2 separate regions of the Mus musculus genome follow, and region 2 is linked to region 1. The links are chromatin contacts, found by Hi-C in ENCODE. All regions are on one chromosome and are shown on one strand. The core of a region is the stretch at or near the end of the contact, and the rest is flanking DNA. Distances in the headings are between cores, read along the strand shown.

The links. A loop is a pair of places that touch in the nucleus more often than their neighbours do.
Region 2: a map of regulatory T cell shows a loop between it and region 1 (2.0-fold over the local background). The contact joins two enhancer-like sites. A Hi-C loop is called at or near these places in 2 of 37 maps with a recorded cell type or tissue (gastrocnemius and regulatory T cell).

Annotation. Positions count from the first base shown.
Region 1 is chr15:85,492,682-85,496,736 of GRCm38, forward strand. 7530416G11Rik (RIKEN cDNA 7530416G11 gene) reads right to left here. Exons shown (of 5, transcript NM_001256072.1): 3 at 1,929-2,084; 4 at 1,366-1,636; 5 at 55-686. The coding sequence starts at 2,051. The coding sequence ends at 601. Among named protein-coding and RNA genes, the nearest start is that of 7530416G11Rik, 8.5 kb to the right of the region's middle. Within about 2 kb of position 1,813, at least 1 of the 3 ENCODE cell types and tissues checked has a DNase peak (open chromatin) inside an H3K27ac peak, as active enhancers do.
Region 2 is chr15:85,698,930-85,702,984 of GRCm38, forward strand. No RefSeq gene overlaps it. Among named protein-coding and RNA genes, the nearest start is that of Lncppara, 2.8 kb to the right of the region's middle. Within about 2 kb of position 2,033, at least 2 of the 3 ENCODE cell types and tissues checked have a DNase peak (open chromatin) inside an H3K27ac peak, as active enhancers do.

The DNA of each region.
Region 1 (4,055 bases), core at 563-3,062:
ATGTCCTTCTTTTGCTTTTTATTCTGTGATAAAATACTGACCAAAACCAACTTAGGAGAGGAAAGGATTTATTTTCACTCATTCCTGGTAGCTCATCACTGAGTGAAGCCAAAGCAGTAAATCAGGGCAGGACCTGAACACAGGCATTAAAGCAGGAGCCTCAGCAACCTTTCCTACATAGCACACAGCACTAGGACTACCTGTTCAGGGAGCTGTATCATCTATAGTAGGCTAGGGCCTCCCACATTAGCCATTAATCAAAGACAATGCACTGCCAACTTCATGTTCTTTCTCCCTCTTAAAAAACAAAACCAATAATAATAATAAGAGAGAGAGAGAGGGAGAAGGAAGGAAGGAAGGAAGGAAGGAAGGAAGGAAGGAAGGAAGGAAGGAAGGAGGAGAAAATGCGCTATAGACAGGCACATCTGATGGAGGCACCTCCTCAATGGAGGGTCCTTCTCCCCAGGTGACTGTAGTTTGTGTAAAGTTGAAGAAAACTAACCAGCACCCTGCATACCAGGTGGGAAAGTGTAGTGTCCGTCTTTCCGAGGCTGCCTGACTTCACTGATGTGATCTCCTCCTAGTTACCTGTAAATGGCATCATCCCGTTCCTCTTGGAGACTCAGTAAATCTCCATTGTGTGTAGGCCCCGTATTTCCTTCTCCATCCATTTGCTTGCTTGGTTGCTGTTGGGAGACAGGGGTCTCTTACAGTCCAAGCTAGACTTGAACTCCCTCTATAGCTAAGGATGCCTTTGAGCTCCTTGATCCTCTGGCTTCTGCCTCCCCAGTGTTAGGAATGTAGTCTCGTGCCACCATGCCTGGCTTTCTGTATATCTGTTGCTGGGAACCTGATTCCACAGCTTGCCTATTGGAAATAGGTCATTTCTTCTGGCCTTTGACCAAGGTGAGTCCTTTCCCACAGCTGACCCCTGGTTCTCTTCACCAAAGTGGAGTAGAGCTGGCCTCCACTCCACCTGCCAAACTTGGCAGGCTTGGAGCCCACGTCTGCCTTTGTGCAATGTGCTTCTGATCCCTGTCTTTGCTCACTTTTGGTCATAGGAGGCCACTTGTATGTAGTCTTCAGCCATGACTACAAGCCCTTTCTCACCTTTCTCACCAGCTGTGCCTCTTCTTGGTCCCCTCGTAGCCTCAAACACTTGTCTCAAGCTCTCCGAGCTTCAGTGTCTCTATCTGACAAAGACGCTGTCACTGATTCCCAGAGCACACATCTATGTTAGAGCAGACTATATGGGTGGATCACCCACCCTGTGTAGGTCCATTTCCCATCTTGGTAGTTCAGGCTATAAGCTCAGAAAACTTGGTCCAGACTTTTAGGGGAGTCACATTCAAGCTAAACCCTCACCTACTGTCTGCCGTGGAATAGAGACCAGGCTCCAGCATACATGGAATTCAATGTCAATTCCAATTCCTTCTCCAGCCCTCCAGAAGCCTGGGCAAGCCTGAGGCTGCCTGCCTTGGAGTTGGTCCCAGGCTGAGGGAGGGAATGGGTGAGGTAGACAGGATTCAGGGTGCCTCCTTCTGTCCTTCGCACCCCAATAGAATCCCTTTCCAATCAGGAGGCGTTCCCATGGCAACCCTGCTGGGCCTCTCTGCCCGCACAGCTCCTTCTGTGTCTGTAGAAAAAGGAAGAAGCTATTGCTGGCCTTGCCACCGTCGGTCCCACCTCACCTCGCCTGGCTTTCCAAGGTGTGAATGTCTCTTCTCCCCTTAGAATACAAGAACACGTCTGAACAGGGACATCCCCCAAGCCAGCACCAAGACACAGAGACACCCATCCCCCAAAGCTACCCACTCACTCCCTGAGACTGGTCCCCGCCTGCCCCAGCAGGACAGATTGCCTTGGCAAGGCGATTCAGATTATAATTAGCACTCATTAGCACCTCAGCAATCTGCGAGACAAGTCACCTGTCGCCAAGTCCCCTTCTTGGGAGCTGAAATAATTCTTGCCAGTGATTCCCCTGGGTTCAAAACATCAGAGGGAGCCGAGCCTCTGTAGACAGCAATCCAGGCAGTGCCCTTTGTGAGCATCCTCCGCCCTTCCTGCCTGCACTCTGGAAAGTTCTGTTGGTAAGAACAACAGGAGGTGGAGAGGTTAAAGTGGTGCCTTACTCAGAGGCTGCCTGGGGACACACCATGGCCACCACCGCACACCAGCAACCCCAGCGCAAGTCCTATGAGCAAAGGAAAGCGGGGGCTCACTCTCTGCTGGAGGATATCCGCCATCAGGCAAGGCAAGGATGTTCTAAACTGCTCTAAGTACCTGCCTTGGCCGGTTCTGAACAAGGGCCAGGAACCTGTGTGAGGTTCCCATCTGTACTGGCTGATTTTGTGTGTCATCTTGACACAAGCTGGAGTTATCACAGAGAAAGGAGCCTCCCTGGAGGATATGCTTCCATGAGATCCAGCTGTAAGGCATTTTCTCAATTAGTGATCAAGTAGAGGGACCAGCCCATTGTGGGTGGTGCCATCCCTGGGCTGGTAGTCTTGGGTTCTATAAGAAAGCAAACTGAGCAAGCCAGGGGAAGCAAGCCAGTAAGTAATATCTCTTCATGGCCTCTGCATCAGCTCCTGATCTGCTTGAGTTCCTCCAGTCCTGACTTCCTTTGGTGATCAAGAGCAATGTGGAACGTGTAAGCTGAATAAACCCTTTCCTCCCCAACTAGCTTCTTGGCCATGATGTTTGTGCAGGATTAGAAACCCTGACTAAGACACCAGCAGAGGAAAACCATCCTCTGGGAACTCATAGCCTATGAGAGAAGCACTGTGGTCCCTTGCAGACTGGACCCCACTCCAGAACTTCTAGGGAAAGAATTGTGAAGGCCAAGGGCTGGGGAACCTGGCCAGTGGTCCCAAAGCAGGAAGAAACAGCAGGCATAGCCCCCAAACAGACCATCTATCCCTCACTACAGGGAGAGAGGTGCTGTCTCTCAACAACTGACTCCCTCCTCCTTCATGTCATCTTCTGGGTGACAACTGAAGTCACTTCAGAAACAAAGATGCTTGAATCTCCAATGCTGGGGTTGTTAGGCCCAACGAGAACATTTTCCAGATGAGAAACAGTTACATGAATGTCACCCAGTGGTCTCAAACTCCCTTAGCCTGTTATCCTGGCATGTGGCCTCTGCCTAGGATCAAGATCACAGGAGAGCAGTTCTGGGTCTCTTCTGGCACTCTGGGTCCAGAAAACCCTACTGGCTCCATATATAGTGAGACATCTAGAGATATGATAAGACAGTTGCAAAAAGAGACCCTGAAGAGGAGTGGGAGAAGGAGGAGGAGGAGGAAGGAGGTAAGAGGAGGAGGAAGAGGAGGAGGGAGAGGGAAGGAAGAGGGAAGAGGAGGAGGAAGAGGAGGGGGAGGAAGAAGAGGAGGAAGAGGAGGAGGAAGATGGGAGGAGAGGAGAGGGGTATGAGGAGGAGGGGGAGGGAAGAAAGGCCTTGAGCTCTAAGCTTCCATGGGTGGCAGTTGCTGCTGTGAGCAGGAAGAGGGGCTGCCTTGAAAGGAAGGCAGGCCAGCAGTCTTTACATCAGTTACCAGATGCAATCTGGGCTGGTGGTACCTGTTTAGTAGTGACAGCTCAGCTCTTGGGGCTCTGGGAACAGACAAAAAGGCTTGCCTGACTTGAACTTAGCTGCTTATGGTGACCCCCAGTCTTAAGAAAAAGTGGAGGAGGAGGAGGAGGAGGAGGAGGAGGAGGAGGAGGAGGAGGAATAGAAGAAGGAGGAAGAAGGGGAAGAGGAGGAGGAAAAAGAAGAGGAGGAAAAGGAGAAGGAAGAAGAAGAAGAAGAAGAAGAAGAAGAAGAAGAAGAAGAAGAAGAAGAAGAGGAGGAGGAGGAGGAGGAGGAGGAGGAGGAGGAGGAGGAGGAGGAGGAGGAGGAGGAGGAGGAGGAGGAGGAGGAGGAGGAGGAGGAGGAGGAGGAGGAGGAGGAGGAGGGAGGGGGAGGGGGAGGAGGAGGAGGAGAAGGAGAAGGAGGAGAAGGAGGAGGAGGAGGAGAAAGAATCCAGAGCTAAAAGACTGAGCCCTCAAGTTCA
Region 2 (4,055 bases), core at 783-3,282, 210 kb after region 1:
TTTCCACTCTGTCACAGCCCTGCCCTGGACTCATGTGGACAGTCCCTTTCAGACACCCGAACCTTAGCTGTGTTAGTTGTCATCTCTCCTAGGACCTAGCCTACAACATACAACATAAGATTGTAGTGTCACTGCCCCCCTGGTAGTGTCACTGATCCCCCTGGGCCTCAGACTACCTGCCTGTGAAGTGGGATTGTTCTCCACATAGATGTTTTGCTTAGCATAGATCAATACGAGGCAGCCTGAAGTGGGTCCTATACCCCCAGCTCCGTCCTGTCCCCGGGGGGGGGGGGCAGAGTTTACAACTCTCTCTGCCTCTAGTTTACAACTGGATTCTGAATAAGAGAGAGAATAAGAATGGGAAGGAGCATAAAGGAGGCCAATAACCCCTAGATCCACCTCTCCGTGGGTGGTCACTGAGTTCCTACTGCCCTCTGCCTAGAAAGGCATGGAGAGCAGCCATGGTGAGTGGGCAGTGGGACCGCTGGCTGGCCAGCAGATGAAAAAGGGGCTCTAACTAGATAAATGATGGTGCTTGTTTACAACGTGGCTGAGGCAGGATAGAACGTCTCTAGGGCCATCCTAGCTGGAGCCATCAAGAGTGGGGACCAGGCACAGCCACACACTCGTGAAGTGAGTACTCCTGGGATCCCTGTTGGTGGCCATCTTGGCAACTGATCCCTCAACCTATTGGCCCCAGACAGGACTGCTCTACCTGGACCATCTGTTCTAGGAGCACAGGCTGGCACCTGAGGCCCCTGGCTTGAGGCCTCCCCAGCATGGGCAGATTAGGACATGTCCTGCAGAGAAACTAGGGCAGAGAATTGTAACCCCGAAGCGCACAGGCCTAGGCAGCCTCACATCTGCTACCATTAAGTGTAAGAACTTCAGTGCTCTTTGACAGGCCCACCATGGCCCACCAGGAGCCCCTTGAAGGGAGGTGTGGAAGTTGCTGGAAGCCCTGAGCGTGCTTGGAGCTTCGGCAGGAGGAAGGCTCTGCTGGAAAGAGCCTGTTTGACACACTTTCTCTGACCAGACCATCTCAGGCCTCAGCACAGGGCAGAGCCTTGTTTCCATTTGGGTTCCTCTTCTCTGCCAGACATCCACTGGTCCTACCCTCTGACTCCCATAGGCCTTTGTCTGCCAAGGGCGTCACAAAATGGCCGACATAGCTGACTGGCTGTGTCGGCCATTTTGTAGCTGAATCCAGCCTTGAGGAGAAGGAGACCCCTGCTTCCTGCCTGCCCTGAGTGGCCTGGCCAGAGCCCAGGACCTGCCCCCACAATGTTTGGCTTCGGCCATGGCTGCCCTGGGCTTGGCACAGCCAGCTTTTGGCAAGGCAGCCTGGGAGCCCTGGCCCCTTACCCAGCTCACTTATGCCTTGCTACCCTGCGAGGCTTTATCACCAAGCAGACAGGGAGAGAGAGTGGCCGGACATCACAATCCGGAAAGCCGGCCACTTACACTGTACTTTTAGAGAGGATGTCTTTGGCACGGGCGGGGTCAGCACTGATGGGCCTAGAAATAATGTCTGTATTGTGGCACTGGGTTTCTGAGTGGAGCCGTCAACAAGCACAGATTTGAGTTAGGTCCTCCTGGAGAGGAAAGCCTCGGTCCTCCAAATGCCCCTCATACCCTTGACCTGCCCAAGGACCTTGGGCCTCCCTGGCTGAGCATGGCATAGAATGCCAGGGTTTTACAGTGTCCAGCCAGTCTCCTGGCCGGGGTAGCCTGTGATATCAAGAAGCAGTCCAGGTGCTTGCTAGACGAGGCTGCTTAACTCCCAGACCCACAGGGCCAATGGACCAGACCACCAAGGCTCTGACTACCCCAACACAGTCCCCCACCCCCCACCTCCCTACTCGCTATGTAGTGGCTGCCTGGTTCAGCATCTCGGCTCAGCAGGGATCCACTGTAAGCCCCCTAAGAGCTTCCTGTGCCTGTTCACAAGCTCACAGTCTTCCTCTGCCTTCCCAGAGATCAGAAGCAGCGCGCGTCCCAGAGCGCTACCATAATGATGCCGTCCAGGTCCACAGTACAACCGGCTGCCTTGGTCATTGCCGTAATGACAGTACATTCCAACTTCTCAAGGTAGGACAATCCAGGGCATGCTCTGGGAGGCCAGGAGTGACTGGAAGGCTCTGCTACCCCTGTGTTGGGGGGGGGGTGGAGGGCCCTTAAAAAATGAGGAGATAGCTCCAAGTAAAAATCTTCTTGGGCAGCAGGGGGGGGGGGTTACTCGATGCTATGTAACTGTTCTTCTGCCTGGTCCTGCTATCTCTCCACCAGGGTAGCAAGAAGCCATGTAGAGAGACAAGCTGTCTCATTTAGGAAGTTGGCCCTAAGCTTCTTCCCCTACAGCTTCCAGGCAGAAAACTCTGTCACCCTGAAGTGGTACTTGTTCAGGCCGTGCCCTCCTTCCAGAGACCCAGCAGAACGTTCACAATTTACCGGCCCAGATCAATGCCTTCCCACTGCAGGGCTAGGACAGAGCCTCCTGGGATCCTGGGATATAAGCTTCCTAGAACAGGAAACGGCTCCCAAGGAAGGGCAAGGCCCATGGGGGAGTTGATGAGGGGGGGTGGTTTGTCAGAGAGCAGACAGAGTCCCCATGATGTCACGTCTATAGTCAATTCCCACTCACCCTCCTATGACCCAGATGAGGCTTTGACTGAGAATATCTACAGATGAACACATAGCTTCGTGCTCAGAGCTGGTGACCTGTAGCCTAAATGTCTAGCTCCGAGCTGAGTCCAGGGACCAGGGTCCCTGCACAGTGGCCTTTCCCTACTGTACTCCAGGCCTTCTGTGCTTTGCCCTAGGCATAAGCCAGCAACTTCCTCATGGCTTCTGATCCTGTCCGTATCAGACAGCTATCTCGCTAGCTCTCCAGAGAAGGTCCATGGCCAACTGACTTTGCCTCAGACCCTGTTTCTAGATGGGGAGAGCTAGGCTCAGCTACATGGGCCTCCTCAGCCAGCTGAGACCTTGAATCTTCCTTTTTTTTTTTCTCTCCTGAGTTTTGCTATGGACCCTAGATTGAGGGGTAGGCAAGCCACCAGAGCACTGCAGACCCTGAGCTAAACAGAGCCGAGTGCAGATCGGATCCAGCATGGGACCATCATGAGGTGTGTAAGGCTACAAGAGCCAGGTGGAAGGCATATCAATGCCAGCTCTGGGTGTGACCCTGCGTAACTGGTCCGTGCTTGGAAGAGGGCACCCAAGCCTGTCCAGCACTCTGCCACACACCTGCCAGAGCGTTCCAGTCTGAAGCCAGGGGAGACTCCGCAAAGCCCAGGTCATCTTCACTCAGATGTGATCTTTGTAGTGTCTAGGGGGCTTTTGCATTAACCATTTCTCTAAACCTCGCACAAAGTTACTTGTCTTGATGAATGAGATTCTTGTTCACCCCCTAACATGCCTGTCCTAGCTAGATCCAAGATGGTGCCCACTGGGCATGGCCTGCCCCCTGGCATGTCGACCCATGCCTACCCAGTGAGCGTGCATCTTTTTAACTTTATGGGCCTTGTTCACAAGGAGATCCGCCTTCTGCCCAGCCGGATGCCAACCCCCTCCCGCCGTTCCCAGACTCGCTGTTGGCACGGCCTACTGAGCAGAGACACTGGCCGCTTTATGGGAGAAACCTAATCAGGGAAGCCAAGAGAGGGGGGGTTACTGTGGGGGGGGGTCTGGCTCTTGGTGGCCCCAAGCCAAGCCTGAGGTGACTTCAGGGTGACACTGTCTGTCTGCCTCTCTCCCTCCAGACATCCGCCCAGCCCTGAAAGGGCCACCTGCCTGCCTAGGCCTTTGGCACACCTGTCCTGGCCAGCCTGGCTCCTCCCCCAGGCAGACACTGCAGGACTGGGACAGGACTGAGAGGTGGCGGCTGGCAGATGGCAGGGCGTCTGCTGACTGCTCACTCCCTGCCCGCCCCGCCACTGGCCCTCCTCCAGCCTGTCCCCACTGGGTCCCTGCAGTCTCTTTCAGGACCCCTTCCTTGTTACCCCTTGAGAAAGGAGTCATTTCTGTGGGTCCCAAGCCCCAGGCCCGAGGCC